2 separate regions of the Homo sapiens genome follow, and region 2 is linked to region 1. A link is an interaction called in ENCODE POLR2A ChIA-PET data of the cell type or tissue named here. Cell type or tissue: GM12878. All regions are shown on one strand. Links, peaks and the distances in the headings refer to the core of each region. The heading gives the core; the rest is flanking DNA.

Evidence for each region. Peaks named below come from ENCODE experiments on the same cell type or tissue, not always from the same donor. Only the 100,000 strongest peaks of a DNase experiment are listed, where the experiment ranks them.
Region 2: POLR2A ChIA-PET joins it to region 1 with 7 read pairs; 3 of 35 experiments call an interaction of 5 or more read pairs at or near these places.

What each region holds. Positions count from the first base shown.
Region 1 is chr22:31,532,389-31,537,973 of GRCh38, reverse strand. The region is part of intron 4 of SFI1 (SFI1 centrin binding protein); the gene reads right to left. Among named protein-coding and RNA genes, the nearest start is that of SFI1, 39 kb to the right of the region's middle. In GM12878, for the core only: no CTCF peak of the experiment used is centred there; no DNase peak of the experiment used is centred there; H3K27ac peaks cover 1,192 bases.
Region 2 is chr22:31,762,999-31,768,041 of GRCh38, reverse strand. It overlaps DEPDC5 (DEP domain containing 5, GATOR1 subcomplex subunit), which reads right to left. Exons shown (of 43, transcript NM_001242896.3): 5 at 2,982-3,067; 6 at 1,374-1,457. Among named protein-coding and RNA genes, the nearest start is that of DEPDC5, 12 kb to the right of the region's middle. In GM12878, for the core only: no CTCF peak of the experiment used is centred there; no DNase peak of the experiment used is centred there.

The sequences.
Region 1 (5,585 bases), core at 966-4,965:
AACAAAAAACAAAGCTAAAACATTATCTAAGCACATAAAGGCATTATTCTGTAGTTTGTGGTATGATATTATTCCCGCCTAACACTCCTAAAATTGAGAAATAAATAACTCAGTATGGAAAAAGCCTAAAAACAAAGATCAGGATGCCCAATGTTCCCCCAAGTAACAAAGAACCTACTTGATTTTAACAGATTGATATTTGATATTGATATATAGATATTAGAAAATAACTATCCCTTCACAAATTTCTAAGTCAATGGAAACACAGTATCAGAATTCTAATTCTGGTAGCTGCTTAGAAAACAAATATTCTCACTCTATCATTTTGTAATTTGCAAAACTGAGGCCTACAGGCGTAACTATCCTCAGATCAAACAATTAGCTAGGGCCTGGGTTAGAACCGAAGCTCAGGTCTCCTTAATTCTAGTCCAGTATTCTTTCCTCTACACCCGCCTACCACTGAAGAGCGAAGACATGAAAAACAGCATAATGCGAATGTTTTAAAGCAATGTAGCAGGTTAGCTAGCAGTCACTGGCTAACCCAACACCCACTGCCAAGCCCTTTTTCTCGTAAGTATCCACTACAGAGGCCAGAAAGATTTCTTTCCAAACCTCCTCTGTAGCTAAAGGTGGCCGGTGACAAAGCTCTGGCCAATGAGGCAGAAGCAGAATGCAGTGGGGAACTTCCAGGGAAGTTTTCTTTCCTGATAAAGAGATCAAACTGACGCCACCCTTACCCCCACCTTCCTGTGTAAAGCTAGAATAGTCATCTTGCAACTACGAAGTGTTACCTATGAGGACAAAGGGCCAATGTGCTAAGGATGTTGAACTAGAAAGGTACTAGAAGCCTGAGTCTAAAACGACATCACTGAACAGCTGAAGCAATACCAGTAACTGCCAATCTCCAGGTGGCTTGTTAAAAAAAAAGAAGTAAATCCCCTCATGCCTGTAATCCTAACACTTTGGGAGGCAGAGCAGGGAGGATCGCTTGAGTGCAGGAGTTCAAGACCAGCCTGGAAAACATAGTGAGACCCTGTCTCTAAAGGTAAAAAAAAAGTTAATTTTAAAAAAAAAAACAAAAAACAGAAAAAACAAATCTCAATTTGTTTCAGCCATTGTTAGGCTTTCTCTTAGAGTCAATGTACTTCTAACATACAATCAGCATTTCCCAAGGACTTGGAAGGCATTATTTGAAAAGAGGTTCCCAGTCAAATATGGGTCAAATATAGATAAATAAAATTGAGTAAAAAATAGATTTTAGGGCCGGGCATGGTGGCATATGCCTGTAATCCCAGCATTTTGGGAGGCCAAGGCAGGTGGATCACTTGAGGTCAGGAGTTTGAGACCACTCTGGCCAACAGGGTGAAACCCCGTCTCTACTAAAAACACAAAAAATTAGCAGAGCATGGTGGCGTGCACCTTTAATCCCAGCTACTCAGGAGGCGGAGGCAGGAGAATTGCTTGAGCCCAGAAGGTGGCGGTTGCAGTGAGCCAAGATCGTGCCACCGCACTCCAGCCTGGGCAACAAGAGCAAAACTTCGTCTCAAAAAATAAATAAATAAATAAAACGGATTTTAGGAAAATAGTGGAGGTAGCAACACAGTTTTCAATCTTTGGATCCCCGAGTAGCATCTGAGGAACCTAACAACAGGAGAACCCTAAAATAGCCAATGAGCTGTTGTTGGAAGGTACAGAGGCCCAATTTAAGACCAGCAGCTGAAACTATGAGTTTTATCCTCTCCAGCACGAGGGCTCACATAAGAACTGAAACAGCTAGAGCAGTCCAGCCCCTAGGGAATCTCAAAACTCATCTGCCAGGGTACCCTTCTAGGACAGGGCTTCATATGGAGGAGAAACAGCCACGGGTAGAAAAAAATTTGAGCAGGAGAGGGTCAAAAGAGACAAGGAAAAAGAAAATCCAGACCAAGTGTGGTAAGGGAACAAAACCAGGATACCCCATTAAAAAAGCCACTATATTTTTGAACCCTAAACAAAAACAACAGAAGAAGGAGTTCTATGAAATTAGTAAAACTTAACCGAACCTTGACTCACTCTAAAAGTTCAGTATAATAAGGCAGGTGTGGTGGCTTGTGCCTACAGTCTCAGCTACTTGGGAGGCAGAGGCAGAAGGATTAATTGAGCCCATGAGTTCAAGGCTGCAGTGAGCTATGATCACACCACTGCAGGGCAATACAGCGAGACCTCGTCTCTAAAAAATATATAAAGACATATAAATTTAAAAACTAAAATTCAGGAAAACTAATTTCACATAAAAATAAGCAATAAAATTAGCCGGGCATGGTGGTGCACGTCTGTAATCCCAGCCACTTGGGAGGCTGAGGCAGAGGCAGGAGAGGCAGTAGAATTGCTTGAATCTAGGAGGCAGAGGTTGCAGTGAGCCAAGATCGCGCCACTGCACTCCAGCCTGGGCAACAGAGCGAGACTCTGTCTCAGCAAAAAGAAAAAAAAGAAAAAACAAAAAAAAGGTCAGGCGCGGTGGCTCATGCCTGTAATCCAAACACTTTGGGAGGTTGAGGGCGGGCGGATCACAAGGTCAGGAGTTCGAGACCAGCCTGATCAACATGGTGAAATGCTGTCTCTACTAAAAATACAAAAACTAGCTGGGTGTGGTAGCACGCATCTGTAATCCCAGCTATTTGGGAGGCTTAGGCAGGAGAATCGCTTGAACCCGGAAGGCAGAGGTTACAGTGAGCCGAGATCGCGTCATTGCACTCCAGCCTGGGCAACGGAGCAAGCAACACTATGTCTCAAAAAAAAAAAAAAAAAAGCAATAAAAAAGCATTTGAGGCCGGGCACCGTGGCTCATGCCTGTAATCCCGGCACTTTGGGAGGCTGAGTTGGGCAGATCACCTGAGGTCAGGAGTTCAAGACTAGCCTGGCCAACAAGGTGAAACCCTGTCTCTACTAAAAATAAAAAAGTTAGCTGGGTGTGGTGCCTGTAGTCCCAGCTATGTGGAAGGCTGAGGTAGAAGAATTGCTTGAACTCAGGAGGCGGAGGTTGCACTGAGCTGAGATCATGGCACTGCACTCCAGCCTGGGCAACAGGGTGAGATGCGGTCTCAGGAAAAAAAAAAAAAAGCATTTGAAGTTATATGAGGAAAGAAGATAAGGAGCAGAATAACACATATATAAACACAAGTATGCCAGAAGATTTGTCCACAAAAAAGAAAAAAAAAAACCTTGTTTACAATCTCAAAATGAGATAAAAGATTATAAGAAAATAAATTCCAAGCTTCTGAAAACTAAGACAAGCAATGAATCTTCAAAAGAGCAAAAATTAGACTAACAGCTTAGAAATGGAAGCCATAGGACAGTGATGGAATATCTTTGAGGTGCTGGGAAAAAACCAGCAGCCCAGACTTTCATACCCAGTGAAAATATCCTTCCAAGGTGAAGATGGAATTAGACAAAATATGAGAGAATTTCTCACTAGCAGACCTACCCGAAAGAGAATACCCTGGGACGTTCTGATAGGAGAAGGAAAATTATCACAGATAGAAACCTGGAGATGTGAGAAGAAAGAAAAAAGGCAACAGAAAGGGTAAATATTTGTTGTAATGTTAGGGCAAAAAAAGAAAAACAAATGAAAAAGGAAGGGTAAGTAGGGTAAATATGTGAATAAATCTAAATAAATATTGGCTATATAAAATGAGAATAATAGGCTGGGCACAGTGGCTCAGGCCTGTAATCCCAGCACTTTGGGAGGCCGAGGTGGGTAGATCACCTGAGATCAGGAGTTCAAGACCAGCCTGGCCAACATGGTAAAACCTTGTGCCACTGCACTGCAGCCTGAGCGACAGAGCGAGACTCTGTCTCAAAAAATAAAATAAAATAAAATGAGAGTAATAATGCTTTATAGATTTAAAAATATACACAAAGAGAGGGAGATGGGCAGAGCTAAAGTATTCTAAGGACTCTGTCTTATCTAGGAAGAGGGTAAAGAACCAATTAACATTAGATTCTGGTAAGTTACAAATATACATTTGTATTTGAATGAAAATACACATTCACATTTGTAACTTATCTGGACAGTCAGTAAAGGAAGAGTAAAACAGAATATAACTTCTAAGCTAACAGTGGAGAATAGAATATGCAATAAATTAAACAAAAAAGAGAGAATTCTGACAATAGCAATTTAGATCAATTCTCCCAATGAACAACAAAAAAAGCAGAGCAAAAAAATTTATTTAAGGCACTGAAGAGCTACCAAGGCAGTGAAGGATGACATGCCCAAGATTCAGAAGAAGGTAAAATAGAGGTGAACAATGCCTAGCACTTGCAGCTGGGACAGGCTACAGCTGAAAACAAGGGAGTAACATGATCAGCTCAGCTGCCCTGCTTGCTTTTGGTCGCTGCTTGTTTCTTTTTTTTTTTGTTTCTTTTTCTTTGAAGCTGAAGGCCACACCACTGAACGCTACAACTTTTTTGAGACAGATTCTCTGTTGCTCAGGCTGGAGTACAGTCACATGATCTCGGCTCACTGCAACCTCGGCCTCCCGGGTTCAAACAATTCTCCTGCTTCAGCCTCCCTAGTAGCTGGAATTACAGGCACCTGCCACCATGCCTGGCTAATTTCTTTGTATTTTCAGTAGAGACAAAGTTTCACCATGTTGGCCAGGTTGGTTTCAAACTCCTGACCTCAAGTAATCCGCCTGTCTTGGCCTCCCAAAGTGCTAGGATTACAGGCAGGAGCCACCACGCCCGGCCCGAACACTAAAACTTAACCTTCATTGGCTACTTTGTAGATAACATTCATAGGTCACCATGGCAATGGTCACTTCAGTTATTCTTCAGGAAACCTGGGCTAGCTCCTGTACAGTTCAAACTGATAGAGACCACCAACCCTTCAACTGGGCCTGTGAAGGAGCCCGAGAGGGACTTTTGATGCCTGAGGGCCAAAAACTCCACCCTTGGATCATGTTAACGCCTCTATTTTCTGTACACGTGTCCTATGACATGCCATGAACCCTGACTACACTTGTGTGCAATGAATGTTACTGCATTTTCCCCACTGCCAATCACCTTTCCCCACACCTTAAACCACCCCAATTCCCTAACCCACAAATATCCCTAAGGCTTATCTTTGGGGAGGCCGGTTTGAGACCTGTTCTCCTACCTCCTCGCTCAGTGGCCTTGCAAGTAAGTTTTTTCTCTTTTGCAAAACCTGTGTCACAGTGATTGATTTACCACACATGGGCAGAATGGACCTAGACCTGGCCAGTAACATAGCCACATCAGGAGCTTCACTGTAAACATACAAAAAGGAAGAGATGGAACAGCAGGGCCCCTCATAAAGTATACAAAGAAAAGATTTCAGAAAACACACACAGGCCAAGTTGGCTTGAGAGACATTGAATGAAGGAGTCAGACTGTCAAAAAATGAAACAGGAAAGATTACAGTAAGGGAAAGAAAAGGGGAAGAGGGGAGCAGGAGGGAACCCAAGACATTTCAGTTTTTAAGAAGTGCTTACATTCTCAAAGGCTGCCAATTCTCCTTTGGAAACATACCTCGCACTGGTCCCTTCTCTCCAGCTCCCCTGCCTTCTGTATGGTGTCCCTGACTC
Region 2 (5,043 bases), core at 942-4,941, 230 kb before region 1:
CGGGTGCACTGGCTCACACCTGTAATCCCAGCACTTTGGGAGGCCGAGATGGGACGATCACGAGGTCAGGAGATCGAGACCATCCTGGCTAACGTGGTGAAACCCTGTCTCTACTAAAAATACAAAAAATTAGCCGGGTGTGGTGGCGGGCGCCTGTAATCCCAGCTACTCGGGAGGCTGAGGCAGAAGAATGGGTGAACCCGGGAGGCAGAGCTTGCAGTGAGCAGAAATCGCACCACTGCACTCCAGCCTGGGTGACAGAGCGAGACTCTGTCTCAAAAAAAATAAACAAATGAATAATTAAAAAATGGGCCGGGCACGATGCCTCACACCTATAATCCTAGCACTTTGGGAGGCCAAGGTGGGCAGATCACCTGAGGTCAGGAGTTCAAGACCAGCCTGGCCAACATGGTGAAACCCCCACCTCTACTAAAAATACAAAAAAAAAGCTGGGAGCGGTGGCTCACGCCTGTAATCCCAGCACTTTGGGAGGCCGAGGCGGGCAGATTGCCTGAGGTCTGGAGTTCGAGACCAACCTGACCAACATGGAGAAACCCCATCTCTACTAAAAACACAAAATTAGCCAGGTGCGGTGGTGCATGCCCGTAATCCCAGCTACTGCGGAGGCTGAGGCAGGAGAATCGCTTGAACCAGGAAGGCCGAGGTTGTGGTGAGCCGAGATCACGCCATTGCACTCCAGCCTGGGCAACAAGAAACTCCGTCTCAAAAAAAAATTAGCCGGGCATGGTGGTGGGTGCCTGTAATTCCAGCTACTTGGGAGGCTGAGGCAGGAGAATCGCTTGAACCCAGACGACAGAGGTTACAGTAAGCCAAGATCCCACCATTTCACTCCAGCTTGGGGAAAGAGCGAAACTCCATCTCAGAAAAAAAAAAAAACAATGAATACATGTGGAAAACGGGAAGAGGGTATAGCAAAAAGCAGTGTGATCTGGAAGCCACAGGATCTGGGTTTTGGCCAAGAGTCAACTTACTATCTAGCCTTGGGCAATTACCTAACTTCTCAATCTCAGTTTCTACCTCTATAAATTAGGGATAATAAATACCTGTCCATGAGGAGATGTGAGGAGCAAATGGGATAAAGTGAAAACCTGAAAAGTACGGTTCTATTCCAATGTAAAATACAGTATAACTTCCTATCTAAACCAAAAATGCTGAGTAAAAATCTGTAACAGTAAACAAAAGATCAAAAGAACAGTGAAAAGAGAATGGAAGAACACAGAAGACGTTGACAATAATTGTCTGTAGATGCTGATATAAAATCAGAAACGATTTTATATTCTTCTCCCATAATAAACAGGGATTATTCACATAATGGAAAAAGTAACAGACTTTCAAAAAAAATCACATCTTACCAAACTTTTCTTTAGTCGCCACATATCCCCACGGCCAATATACTGATCCTTAAAAGTTAATTCCACTAGGTCAAGGGTCACATCCTAAAAGGAATAATCAAATGATATCTCTGACATTACTTTGCCACACTTTATAGTCAGAAGGTAATGCCCACTTACCATGGAAAAAAACTTATTGCAAAAAAGAAAACTACTGGAAGACCATTCAGTAGCAGAACTCTGATGAACAGAATTATATCCTGCAAAAGCACACTTTTCAGTATAGTTGGTAAATCTACAACTGATCCTATAGCTGCTGTAGCACATTGAGTGTGATGGGTAGTGGGGGACTCATTCTGTATTTTAGTCTGGATTCTGGCACACAAACATGACACTTACCTATGTACTTTATTTCCCTATTAATGTCAATAGTACTTTCTGGACAATAATTTTTATCTATTATAACATCACTTCTTGAAGAAAAATGAGAATACATTTTAAAATGTTAGTATTTTAATAGAAAGTTTTACATATAGTTTCACATACAGAAAATGGTTAGGACAAGCTTCAAGAAAAGTGGTGGTGGGTTTTAAATGCAACCTACATACTGCCTACATTCTAAATGACATGTAGGCTACATATTTATTTAGTTATTATTATTTTTTGAGACAGGATATTGCTGTTGCCCAGGTTGGAGTGCAGTGGCACGATCTCAGCTCACTCACTGCAGCCTCCGCCTCCTGGGCTCAAGTGACTCTCATGCCTCAGCCTCCCGAGTAGATGGGACTTCAGGGGTGCGCCACCACACCCAGCTAAGTTCTGTATTTTTAGTAGAGACAGGGTTTCACCATGTTTCCCAGGCTGGTCTCAAACTCCTGACCTCAAGTCATCCGCCTGCCTTGGCCTCCCAAAGTGCTGGGATTACAGGCATGGGCCACCACCCATGGTCTACATGTTTAGTTTTACAAGACAAGGTCTTGTTCTGTTGCCCAGGCTGAAGTGCAATAGCGCACAAGCAATCCTCCTGTTGCAGCCTTTCACGTAGTTGGAACTACAGGCATATACAACACACCCAGCTAATCTTTTAGAAAAGTTTTAGTAGGCAGGACGCGGTAGCTCCTACCTGGAATCCCAGCACTCTGGGAGGCCAAGGCAGGTGGATCACCTGAGGTCAGGAGTTCAAGAACAGCCTGGCCAATATGGTGAAACCCTGTCTCTACAAAAATACAAAAATTAGCTGGGTGCGGTGGTGCAGGCCTGTAATCCTAGCTACTCAGGAGGCTGAGGCAGGAGAATGGCTTGAACCTGGGAGGCACCAGTTGCAGTGAGCCGAGATCACGCCACTGCACTCCAGCCTGGGCAACAGTGATACTCCATTTCAAAAAAAAGAAAAAGGAAAGTTTTAATAAAGACAAGGTCTAACTATGCTGCTCAGGCTGGTCTTGAACTCCTGGCCTCAAGTGATCCTCCTGTCTCAGCCTCCTGATGTACTGAAATTACCACACCTAGCAGGCCACACATTTAATAGGCTAACACTACACTTAAGTAACCCATTGTTTCCTTAGTAATCTAACCTTGAGGAAGGGTGCTTATTCCAAAAAGATATTCAAGTACAAAACAAAGACATACCTTAGGGTCTACGACATTAACATAGACATCCTGATAAGGTCTCAGCCGGAACACTTGAGTCACAGTCTGGTCCACACTGATAGTTTCTAAAACAGAAACAATATCTGGCTCAGATAACATATTTTGAAAAAGCAGATCCATATATTCTAATCTATAAACACTCAACTCAGTAAGCAACACAATTGATCATCTGACACGGGCAACACACAGTCTCTTCCTTTCAGGAGCTTAGAATTTAAACAATTCTCTGCTTTTTAGGTGAAATAAGACCAGAGCCTAAGCAATCAACAAAAATGGAGAGAAAAAGGGAGAAGGGAGGGAAAATAAAGAATTTAAGAAGGAAGAGGCTGGGTATGGTGGCTAACACCTGTAATCTCAGCACTTTGGGAGGTCTAGGCAGGAAGATCACCTGAGGTCAGCAGTTCGAGACCAGCCTGGCCAACATGGTGAAACCCTGTCTCTACTAAAAACACAAAAATTAGCCAGGCATGATGGTGGGCGCCTGTAATCCAAGCTACTTGGGAGGCTGAGGCATACAAATCGCTTGAACCCCAGAGACAGAGGTTGTAGCGAGCTGAGATCGTACCACTGCACTCCAACCTGGGTGACAGAATGAGACTCTGTCTCAATAAATAAATAAATTAAATAAGAAGGAAGATAAGAAAGTTCAAAGACCTGTAAAACTCCAGAAGAGAAAGGAGATCTTCTCTTTGGAATGAAGTTATCAGTGGTAAAGAAGAAACAAATTTTTCAATGAGCCCTTAAGTCTGGTAAGAAACGTAACATGGGGCAGGAGATAAGGGGAAGGTATGAAGGCCATTCTTAGGATTAAGGTTTTATAGAATTCTTTTAAAATCTTTAAATTGGCTGCATGTGGTGGCTCAGCAGATCATGAGGTCAGGAGTTCAAGACCAGCCTGACCAACATGGTGAAACCCCGCCTCTACTAAAAATACAAAAAAAATTTAGCCAGGTGTCGTGGTGCGCACCTGTAGTCCCAGCTACTCAGGAGGCAGAGGCAGGAGAATTGCTTGAACCTAGGAGGTGGAAGTTGCAGTGAGCCAAAATCACACCACTGCACTCCAGCCTGGGCGACAGAGGGATACTCCATCTCAAAATAACATAACATAACATAACAAACATAACATAACATAACATAAAAAACATAACACCACACAACATAACAATAAAAATGAAAACTTTAAATTTTTTTTTTACTGCTCCTTGCAGAGCAGGGATAACCCATAGGCAGCGTAACCAGAGTAGCCAGGTTTTATAGAATGTTTTCTCCTCAAATTGAAATATTGAATTGTTAAATATGAGTGGATAGCCAGGCATGGTGACTCATGCCTGTAATCCTAGCACTTTAGGAGGCCAAGGCATGAGGACTGCTTGGGCCCAGGAGTTCAAGACCAGCCTGAGCAAAAATTAAAAAAAAAAAAATTAGCCAGGCATGATCCTGTGGGCTGGGCGTCTGGGGTCTTAGCTACTCGGGAGGCGGAGGTGGGAGATGGAGAATCATTTGCACCCAGGGAGGTTGAGGCTGCAGTGAGCCGTGACTGCACCACTGCACTCCAGTCTGGACAACAGAGAGAGGCCCTGTCTGAAAGGGAAAAAGAAAAAAAAAAAAGGCAGGGGCAATGGTGCAGTGGCTCACGCCTGTAATCCCAGGACTTTGGGAGGTTGAGGCAGGCAGATCACCTGGGGTGAGGAATTTGAGACCAGCCTGGCCAACATGGTGAAACCCCATCTCTACTAAATATATAAAAATTAGGCCGGGCATGGTGGCTCATGTCTGTAATCCCAGCACTTTGGGAGGCCGAGGAGGGCGGATCACGAGGTCAGCAGTTCGAGACTAGCCTGGACAACATAGTGAAACCCTGTCTCCACTAAAAATACAAAAATTAGCCAGGTGTGGTGGCGTGCACCTGTAATCCCAGCTACTGAGGAGGCTGAGGCAGGAGAATCCCTTGAATCCAGGAGGCGGAGGTTGCAGTGAGCTGAGACCATGTCATTGCGTTCCAGCCTGGGTGACAGAGTGAGACTCCATCTCAAAAAAATAA